2 separate regions of the Homo sapiens genome follow, and region 2 is linked to region 1. Evidence: chromatin loops called from intact Hi-C (ENCODE). Cell type or tissue: IMR-90. All regions are shown on one strand. Each heading gives the region's core, and the rest is flanking DNA. Links, peaks and the distances in the headings are about the cores only.

The links. Hi-C counts contacts between places; a loop is a spot of excess contacts. Peaks named below come from ENCODE experiments on the same cell type or tissue, not always from the same donor. Only the 100,000 strongest peaks of a DNase experiment are listed, where the experiment ranks them.
Region 2: a loop joins it to region 1, with 11 times the contacts of the local background. A loop is called at or near these places in 2 of 110 quality-filtered maps.

What each region holds. Positions count from the first base shown.
Region 1 is chr17:77,063,981-77,069,826 of GRCh38, reverse strand. No RefSeq gene overlaps it. Among named protein-coding and RNA genes, the nearest start is that of SNHG20, 22 kb to the left of the region's middle. RefSeq lists a silencer at 2,746-3,040. In IMR-90, for the core only: a CTCF peak has its summit at 2,855 (motif pointing right); no DNase peak of the experiment used is centred there; H3K27me3 peaks cover 2,003 bases.
Region 2 is chr17:76,526,676-76,531,483 of GRCh38, reverse strand. CYGB (cytoglobin) reads left to right here. Exons shown (of 4, transcript NM_134268.5): 2 at 1-24; 3 at 342-505; 4 at 2,873-4,128. The coding sequence ends at 2,906. It also overlaps a transcript of PRCD not described here. Among named protein-coding and RNA genes, the nearest start is that of CYGB, 8.6 kb to the left of the region's middle. RefSeq lists enhancers at 110-843, 844-1,577, 3,528-3,677. In IMR-90, for the core only: a CTCF peak has its summit at 2,458 (motif pointing right); DNase peaks (open chromatin) are centred at 1,303, 1,443, 1,963 and 3,653; H3K27ac peaks cover 3,018 bases.

The DNA of each region.
Region 1 (5,846 bases), core at 825-4,824:
CACTGTAATCCCAGCACTTTGGGAGGCCGAGACGGGTGGATTACTTGAGGTCAGGGGTTCAAGACCAGCCTGGCCAACATGGTGAAACCCTGTCTCTACTAAAAATACAAAAATTAGCTGGGTGTGGTGGCAGCCTCCTGTAATTCCATCTACTTGGGAGGCTGAGGCAAGAGACTCGCTTGAACCTGGGAGGCGAAGGTTGCAGTGAGCCAAGATCATGCCACTGCACTCCAGCCTGGGGGACAGAGGGAGACTCTGTCTCAAAAAAAAAAAAAAAAGTAAAATTTTGACACAGTTATACACATAAAGGGAAGCTGATGTGCAGAGACACAGGGAGAAGATGCCATCTATAAGCCAAAGAGAGAGTCGGGGAGCAGCTGCCTCCCTCAGAAACCGTGGAAGGAACCAACCCTGCTGACACCTTGATCTTGGACTTCTGGCCTCCAGAGTGGTGACAGAAGAAATTTCTGTTGTGTAAGCTACTCAGTTATTGTTACTTTGTTATGGCAGCCACAGGAAACCAAACAGTTATTGAAAAAGCCCCTGTGGTCTGGAGAGTGCAGAAGGCTGCCTCAGTTTCCCCAGTGTGGCTGAGCATGACCTTGGTTTAAGAGAGATGAGGTTGAAACAGGGTGAGCTTTACTCGGCCAAGATTTCTCATGCTTCTTCTAGCATCCACCCCACCCACCTGACTCATACCTGTTGGGATGCAGCAGGCCGGGAGACTGGGGAGGGGACAGCAGCCTTCCCTCTGGTACTGCTCATTCAGCACCAGATCCTCCAGACTGTGGGGCCCTGCTCTGGCTATCCCCAATGCCCTGGATGAATCCAACATCTTCCCCTGGCCAGCACATCCCTGACTGCCTGGCTGTTGTCTTCCCAGGGGCTCTGGAGCTAATCTGGTAAACATTTCCTTTACATATTTAAGGCTAACCACTTTACCCAAGACAGCCTGGCTTTCTAGAACATTCTTTCACACTCAGAATAATTGTCTGGACACTGGTCCCTCAGAGGCCAGTGTGAGAGCATCTTCTCCCGTATCCACTGCCCAAGAGGAGGTGCCACTCAGCTGAGGGGCTTGAGTGGTCTGTCTTTTAGGGCTGATTTGGGCTGAACAGTATCCTCCAAAAGATATGTTCAAGTCCTAATCGCTGGTACCTGTAAATGTGACTTACTTGGTAAAAGGGTCTTTGCAGCTGTAATGAAGATGATGTAGGCTGGGCACAGTGGCTCACGCCTGTAATCCCAGCACTTTGGGAGGCCAAGGTGGTCAGATCACTTGAGGTCAGGAGTTCCAGACTAGCCTGGCCACATGGTAAAACCCCATCTCTACCAAAAATATAAAAAATTAGCTGGATGTGGTGGCGCAAGCCTGTAATCCCAGCTACTCAGGAGGCTGAAGCAGGAGAATCGCTTGAACCTGGGAGGCGGAGGTTGCAGTGAGCTGAGATCATACCACTACACTCCAGCCTGGGCAACAGAGTGAGACTTTGTTTCAAAAAAAAAAAAAAAGAAAGAAAGAAAGAAAGAAAAAGATGATGTAAAAGGCAAATACATCTTGGGACCCTGAAATCACTAAGCCAAAGGCTGGGAACTGCAAAGATTTAAAAAAAAAAAAAAAAAAAAAAAAGCTACACACCTCTCTCACAATTTTCCCACACGAAAATTCGGTAGACAAAGGACAAACAGAACTCAAAGTCACCCTCTGCTCACCTGAGGCAAACGCATATCTGCTTCCTTGCCGCCATCGTTTCACTGAGCCAGGCTGGACGCTGGTATAAGTGACCATTCCGTTACACTACTCTCACAGGTAAATGGTGTATGCAGTAATCAGGTGGCTAATCAGAGGCTAAAAGAATGCAACTGTTTCTCTCTTATCTGCCTATAATCAGGAAGCCCCTTGCTTCAAGTTGTCCCACCTTTCCAGATCGAATCAACATACATCTTACACATATTGATTGATGTCTCATGTCTTCCTAAAATGTGTAAAACCAAGCTGTGCCCCAGCCACCTTGGGCACATGCTGTCAGGACCCCCTGAGGCTGTGTCACGGGTGCGTCCTTAACCTTGGCAAAATAAACTTTCCAAATTGATTGAGATGTCTCTCAGGTACTTCTGGGTTCACAACGAGGTCATGCTAAAGGTGGGCCCTAAATCTAACAAATAGTGTTTGGTTTTTTTGTTTTGTTTTTTTGAGACGGAGTCTCTGTTGCCCAGGCTGGAGTGCAGTGACGCGATCTCAGCTCACTGCAAACTCCACCTCCCAGGTTCAAGCGATTCTCCTGCCTCAGCCTCCTGAGTAGCTGGGATTACAGGCGTGCACCACCACGTCCAGCTAATTTTTGTATTTTTAGTAGAGACGGGGTTTCACCATGTTGGCCAGCCTTGTCTTGAACTCCTGACCTCAAGGGCTCTGCCTGCCTCGGTCTCCCAAAGTGCTGGGATTACAGGTGTGAGCCATCATGCCCGCCGGACCTAAAAGATGCTTTAGTTAATCTGTTTCGGATTGGGAGGGCCTGGAAGAAAAAGAGCTAGCTATGTTAATAGAGATTCTTTACAGATGCAAATTTTCCCCCACAAAGGACAGCTTTGCAGGGCCATTTCAAGATATGGCAAAGAAACATGTTTTGGGGTAAAGTATTTTGATTTTCTTCCTTGTCTCGTAATGTTATGCCAGAGTCAGGTTGGAAAGTAAATCACAATATATAGGGTTAAATAAAACCCATCTGATGAGAATTTTTGATTTATAGGTCATGACTCCCAGACCCCTTAGGAATTTGGGCAAGATACAAAAATCAGTTTAGTTCTCACCAGAGAACTTGAATCCCAGCAGGAGTCTGGGAGCCACTAGATGGCAGTCAAGACTGAGGCTGGACCAAGTCTAAACCAGCGGCAATGGCCACATGCCCATGGTGGGCAGAGGCAGGGCGGCCCCCTTGGGAGGGGAAAGGGAGGACGCCGCAGCCAGCTGTGTCTGTGAGGGACAAGGCAGGGGCAAAAGTCACTATTCAGGGAGGATGGAGGTTTGAAAGCCCAGGAGCTTTCACGTGAAGAAGAAACCAAGTTCAGAAATGTTCAGAGGCTTACCTGATGTCACAAATCAGTGTCTTGGACACAGAGCCCAAAACTGGCCCTGGGTCTGGTTTGCCCACCATGTACAAGAGAAATTCATCTTAGCTGGCTCTGACTTAGAAAGAGGAAGAAGGTGCCCTTGGGGAGGCCACCTGGGCTCTCCATTTTGAAGCAGGCAGCTGTCCAGAACTGCAGCTCTTCCCCACAGGGGCTACCTGGCCAGAGGCTGCTGGGTCAGGCAGTGCTCACCTGTCAGGTCAAGGAGGCCCAGGGAGGTGTGTGGGGAGCCACAGCAGCAGGTTGCAGTGGGTCCCTGGGGTGGGTGGGATGCTTATGGGTCAGATTAGGGACCTGTGTGTCCCTTCCACGGGCAGCTTTCTGCACAGCCTTCCCTCTCCATAAGTGCAGAAAGAGATCGAGGCCTCCTGGTCACTTGGAGCAGTGTTCTTTATTCAGACAGGATCCTTCTGGGTTAGTTCATCCAGATTTTTGGAAACTTTGGGAGAAGCATCCATTGTCATTTATGTGCAAGTCTGGCCACATCTAGTTTCCCTGAGCCAAAATTGCAGCCACCTTGTAAGATGCTTCACAGGCTCTTGGTACCTGATGTTGACAGCGATAAAAAGGCAAAGGGGAAGGTTAGTGAAGACTTTTTAGTTCTTAAAAAAAAACCCATAATGATGAGTAACATTTATCAATCGCAAATGATGGGCCAAGCATTTTGCGTGCATTGCCCAATTTAGTTCTCACAACCACCCTTGAGATAACAAACAAAATGAAGAAGAAACCAAGTTCAGAAAGGCTCAGAAACTTGCATGATGTCACGAATCAGAGCCTTGGAGTCAGGGCTGAAGCAGGACCTGGGCCTGGTTAGCCCACCCTGTACAAGAAATGCCCTCCAGCTGTGCAAAAGCCAAACCTTAGGACAAGAGAAGGGGAGCTAAAATTGTCGTGAGAAAGAGTTTAGAGGAAGCAATGAAACTTTAGGGATACAAAAATTGCACAAGCTCCCATTTCACTTTTCCCCAAATATTAATATCTTTCGGAACCTTAGGAAAGATTATGGGCTGGGCGCAATGGCTTACACCTGTAATCCCAGCACTTCAGGACGTCGAGGCAGGCAAATCACTTGAGGTCGGAAGTTCAATACCAGCCTGGCCAACATGGCAAAACCACATCTCTACTAAAAATACAAACATGAGCCAGGCGTGCTGGCAGGTACCTGTAATCTCAGCTACTCTGGAGGCTGAGGCAGAAGAATCGCTTGAGCCCGGGAGGCAGAGGTTGCAGTGAGCTGAGATTGTGCCATTGCACTCCAGCCTGGGCGACAAGAGCGAGACTCCATCTTGGAAAAAAAAAAAAAAAAGATTATGGGCTGGGCGTGGTGGCTCACGCCTATAATCTCAGCACTTTGGGAGGCTGAGGAGGGCAGATTGCTTGAGCCCAGGAGTTTGTGACCAACCTGTGCAACATGGCGAGACCCCATCTCTACAAAAAATATAAAAATTAGCTGGGTGTGGTGACGCGTGCCTGTGGTCCCAGCTACATGGGAGGCTGAAGCAGGAAGATTGCTTGAGCCTGGGAGGCCACAGTGAACTGTGATCACACCCCTGCACTCCAGCCTGGGGGACAGAGCAAGACCTTGTCTCAAAAAAATAAATAAATAAATAAAAGAGAGAGAGAGAGAGAGGTTATGTGAAAAAAGAGCTCCATGGCTAAAATGGGTTGGGAAGCTGTAGTTTAAGTAAAGTGCAGCGGGGTTCTTTGCGGCTGGGCTTGCTTGCCTACGTCTAGGACAGAGTGACCCCGGCTCACAGCCAGCACAGAGAGGATCCCCATCCTGCCACTTCAAGGAACTGATGGTGTTGGAAATGGATTCTTCTTAGAACCTCCTGATAAGAACCCAGCCTGGCTGACACTTTGACTTTGACCTTATAAAACCTGGATCAGAGAAACTAGCCAAGCCAACCTGGACTTCCGACCTGTGAACTAATTAATACATTTGTGTTGTTTTAAGCTGCTGAAGTTGTGGCCAATTTGTTACAGTAGCAACAGGAAATTACTATACTCACATATCATGACTTTTCTCCAATCCCATGTCCTAGACAAAGCTGTCTGATCGCTGGCCCTCCCCTCAGGGCCTGTCACTCTCTGCCTTAGTGCCAAGGTGAGGCCTGAGGGTCAAAATTCAGAGGTCCTTTTGAAGTTCTCTGTCCTCAGGGGTCTTTGAAACCTGGAGCCAGAGGAAGACAGGCAGAGAATAATTGCTTGGCCAAACGAAGTTTATTTTGAATTCCAACATAGAGATTCAAAATCTAGAAGCCAGCCAGGCATGGTGGCTCACACCTGTAATCCCAGCAGTTTGGAAGGCCAAGGCAGGAGAATCACTTGAGACCAAAAGTACAACGTCAGCCTGGGCAACACAGCGAGACCCCATCTCTACTAAAAATATAAATAAAAAAATTAGCTGGCTGTGGTGTCAGTGCCTGTAGTCCCAGCTACTCAGGAGGCTGAGACAGGAATACTGCTTGAGCCCAGGAGATCGACGCTGCAATGAGCCATGTTTGAATCACTGCACTCCAGCCTGGATGACACGGCAAGACCCTGTTTCTTTTTTTTTTCTTTTTTTTTTTTTTGAGACAGAGTCTCGCTCTGTTGCCCAGGCTGGAGTGCAGTGGCACGATCTTGGCTCACTGCAGCCTCCACCTCTGGGGTTCAGGTGATTCTTGTGCCTCAGCCTCCTGAGTAGCTGGGATTACAGGCTCATGCCACCA
Region 2 (4,808 bases), core at 809-4,808, 540 kb after region 1:
AAGGTGGAACCGGTGTACTTCAAGGTATGCGCCCCCATCTGCTGCAGAGCCCCCACCGCCCACGCGTCATGGCCATCTGCAGCTCGCAGGCTCTGCGACGGCTCTCTGGAGCAACAGAGGTGATCCCCGGAGTGGCTGCGAGAGGGAGGGGCAGTGCCCGGCAGCAGGATGGAGGGGCTGGGTCCAGGGCAACCCTTGTCCTGAGAGCACGGGGTTCCCAAAGCTGCCAGACTGTTGCGTTAGGAATGATCCTCTCGGCCACACGTGGGGCGGAGGGGCCTGGGGGTTGCAGGACGCAGGGCGCCCGGGCGTTCACTCCCCCTTCCTCCCTTTGCCCCCAGATCCTCTCTGGGGTCATTCTGGAGGTGGTCGCCGAGGAATTTGCCAGTGACTTCCCACCTGAGACGCAGAGAGCCTGGGCCAAGCTGCGTGGCCTCATCTACAGCCACGTGACCGCTGCCTACAAGGAAGTGGGCTGGGTGCAGCAGGTCCCCAACGCCACCACGTGAGGAGGCGGGCGAGGGTGGGCTGGGCAGCCTCCCCGCCATGTCCTCTGCTGTCCCCGAGGTCTCCCATATCTCCTGAGGCCCTGGGGCTGATCACCTGGGCAGGCACACTTGAGGCAGGCCAACCCTGGGGTCTGACATGTAAGAACAGGCATAATAGGAAAGGCCTTCAAGATGGCTCCCCTGTGACTTCAGGCTGCTCAGAGCCATGAGCCCTGAGCAAAAATCCTCCCAAAGAGCCTTCCCCTTCCCTAGAGCCAGGGAGAGCTCAGAGCACCCAAAGCCACAGCTGCCCAGGCAGAGAGGCGCCAGAGGCTCCTGGCGGTAAGGTCCGATCATCAGGCTCGGAGGCAGCCCAGGTCAGCCCAGCCACTTCCTCCCTGGGTGCCAATCACAAGGGGCTGTTTTTTCATCTCATGCCGACCAGTGCTGCTAAATGCCCTCTGCCTCAATAGGGCTAGAGCCCGGAGGATCACGAGGACACATACACACACACACACACCCCAGCCCACGAGGAAGCTACATGGGTGTCGCTCACACGCACACGAGCAGGGGCATGTTTACTTCCAGGCTGACCTGGAGGCTGGGCTTCCAGTTCTGGGCCCAGGAGGTGGCTCAAGGAGGGTGGCCGCCCTCTGTGACTCCTGCTGACTCGGAGCGTGAGGGGAGGGCTAGCCCCCAGATGTGGCGGTTGGGAACACTCGGCCTCCCTGGGCCCCCAAGGGGAGGCTGACTCTGGGAGCTGAATGGAGAGGCGGAGGCAGGGCTGGAGTAGGAAGGAGGAGAGGAGCGGAGGCGGGAATGGGAAGCAGAGGTCAGCCAGCAGCCCGGGACACGCGTGGTAGAGAAACATTCCCGTGGTAGAGAAACATTCCCAGCAGTTTCCCATGGAAAAGGCGGCGTCTCCCGCCGGGCTCTGCACGGGCCCCCAAGACTGCCGGCCCTTCTGTTCACAGGCACAGCTCCTGGAGGAGGTCCCCTGAGGGCAGCTGGGGACGCCAGGCCTCCTGCCCTTCCTGCTGCTGACCACACTGGCCCCGGGCTGGCTCCTGCTCCCCTCCCCCCTCTCCCGTCAGCACCACCCCAAGAGAGTGGAGTCCTCGGGAACTGCTGGCTGGAGCCAAGCCAACTCCAGATGTGCACAGCTGGGCCCTGGCCTGCCTGAGACCTGGGAGTCAATGGGAAACAAGCAGATGTTGGCCCACCAGAGGAGGGCACTGGCAGGGCGTGGAGAGCAGTGGTTGCCCCCTCACCCCCCACCAGCTGTCACCCAGAGGGTCCAGGGAAAAGACAGGGGAAGAGGAGGGGAGGGGGCTTGCCTGCCCTCCCACCCCTCTCCCCACGCAGGCTCTGCTGCCAAAGATGAGTTTGTTTACAGCCAGGACACAAGACTTCCTGCTTCCAGAGAAAAGGGCTTTTTTACAAGGGCCAAGAGAGACTGGAAAGAGAGCTGGCTGGGCGCGAGCCCCAGTGAATCAGAAACACATGGCCCAAGTTCCCCAGCACGCTGCCCGTCCTGCCCTCCCCACCCTGCCCTAGGGACTAAGATCTCTCCAAACCCCAAACATTTTGAAACGGCCGAAGTCTCCTCCTCCGCCCACTTCTGCTCCTTGTGGACTGAATGGAGATGGGCTACCGTGGAAACTGGCACCCCATGGGGGTTACTCCCAGCTGTCAAGTGGTGGGGTGGTCCCCTCATCCCTTTACACCCTCTAGCCCACCCCTAGTGTCCCTGGCCTGAGCCTGCAGAGCCTCCCTGCTGCCAGGGTCCCCATGGGCTCGAGGGTAGGATGGAGTTACAGAGTAGAGTCCTAGAAGGCCCTCGCCCAACTTCTCTTATCAGGGAAGCAGGGGTGGGCCAGGCGCCACTGTTTATTGAGCCGTCTCTGCTCCAGGGTGTGCGCCTTTGCGTGGGTGGGGGGTGGGGGGGGGGCGCAATGACTGCAGGGGGCGCTGTGTGTACCGAGAATACGAGAATACAGATGGGTGGCCCGAGGAGGGACGAGACAGGCCGGACAGAATGCGCCACGTTTCAGAATTAATGGAAAAAGAGCTCACATTGGTATCGTGCTTTGCAGTTTGTGAAACACTTTTTTACCCAGTTTATGTCACAAGACAGACATTATTCACATTTTAGAGAAAAAGATCCGGAGCTCCCATGGGCCAGTAGACTTGCCTGAGATCACACAGCACGTTCGTAGCAGGACGGAGACTAGAACTTGGGTCTCACGGTTGCTTTCAACTGCACTGTGCCGGATCTCTTGGCAGGAAGTGAGCCTCGCCAGCCCCAGGTCCTCCCCCTTTCCCCCGAGGGTCCTTCCCTGCCTCTGGTAACGTTTGTCCTTCCCTTCCTATCTCGTCCACAGCCCACCGGCCACACTGCCCTCTTCGGGGCCGTAGGACCCCTAACTCCACCCCCCTCCCTGGCAGCACCTCGAGCAGAAGGCCGAGTTCTGAAGACCCTCCTTGACGCTCCATTTCTGGGTGCCAAGGAAGCTGGAGGAATCCCTGACTCAACTTCCCCGAAGGAGGCCTCTGTGGCGGCCAGGGTCCCCCCCTGGAGCTGCTGGGAGGCGGCGCTGGCTGCCTGGATGCTGACCCCAGCGCGGCGGGCAGAGCGGGGCCCACTCTTCTTAGCTTTTCTACTCACTGTTAGAGAGAGACCTAGCTGAGCGGCTGGCAGGAAGCGGGACAGGTCTAGGAGTCCCTTAGGGAATAAACCAGCCCCGTTTCTATCAGCCCGGCCAGCATGCAGGTCTCCACATCACCATCTAGAGTATCACGCACACATCTACCATATATACAGATATATTCTATATACGAGCTATATATAAATATATATATACATATATATATACACACATACATATCTAGAATGTGTATCCGCGGCGCCCAGAAGCCTCGGTTTGGCCCACCTGTGAGTGGGGCAGGGAGGGGTTCCGGTTGTGCAGAGAACAGAGTGTTCTGGCAAAGAGGAAATCCCACAGCAGCGCAGAGGACCTGGGCCTGGAGGGGCAGGGCTGGGGCAACCCGGCTTGGCGGCAAAGCCCAGCCCCTTCTCAGACCAGCTCCCCACATTCCTGAATTCCACTTCCAGGCAGAAAGGAGTGGGCTCCCCCTACTCCCTCAGAGGAACTGACTCACCGGCTGTCCTAGAATGGGCAGGGGCAGAGCGAAGTTCTGGGTGGGATGACCGCACTGGGGGAGGGGCCTCAGTCCAGAAACCTCGACCGCTAGCTCCACCTGCCTTGGCCACCAGGGCAGCCCCGGGGGATCCGGGCTGCTGGGCAGCAGGTCGGCGGGACCACATGCCTGGGTCTCACCCTCAGCTCCGAGGGCCGAGGGCTTTCCCCACCCCACCCTCCTCCTGGCCGGCAGTCGGCCCTGTCTATTCATCTGCGTCAGGCTTGCCAGGGGGGCCCCCCGTGTGTGCCCCTTGGTCACGTGTGTCGTCTTCAAGGATGTTTTGCTGCTGTGGCTCCTGCTGTGTCCCCTCCTGGCCCATCCTCATCCTCATCTTCATCCTCATCCTCATCTGTGCAACCGCCCGTCCTCCTTTTCTAGTTTCTGATGTTTGTAACCAGACCCAGCTGTGTCATTAAACAGACCCGTTCTTGCTGTACCTGTGCACACTCGTGCAGTCTCTTCCTGCCACCTTCCCTCACCTCTGTCCCCCATCCCCGGTTCTGGACGCAGGCCTTTTTCCTGAAAGTCCTCCCCTGACCTCCCACACCAAGGGCGCCCCATCCACTGTCCCACACCAAGGGCGCCCCATCCCCTCTCCCACACCAAGGGCGCCCCATCCCCTGTCCCACTACCAAGGGCGCCCCATCCCCTGTCCCACTACCAAGGGCACCCCATCCCCTCTCCCACACCAAGGGCGCCCCATCCCCTGTCCCACTACCAAGGGCACCCCATCCCCTGTCCCACTACCAAGGGCACCCCATCCCCTCTCCCACACCAAGGGCGCCCCATCCCCTGTCCCACAACAAGGGCGCCCCATCCCCTGTCCCACTACCAAGGGCACCCCATCCCCTCTCCCACACCAAGGGCGCCCCATCCCCTCTCCCACACCAAGGGCGCCCCATCCCCTGTCCCACACCAAGGGCGCCCCATCCCCTGTCCCACACCAAGGGCGGCCCATCCCCTCTCCCACACCAAGGGCGCCCCATCCCCTGTCCCACACCAAGGGCGCCCCATCCCCTCTCCCACACCAAGGGCGCCCCATCCCCTGTCCCACACCAAGGGTGCCCCATCCCCTGTCCCACACCAAGGGCGCCCCATCCCCTGTGTCTCACCTTT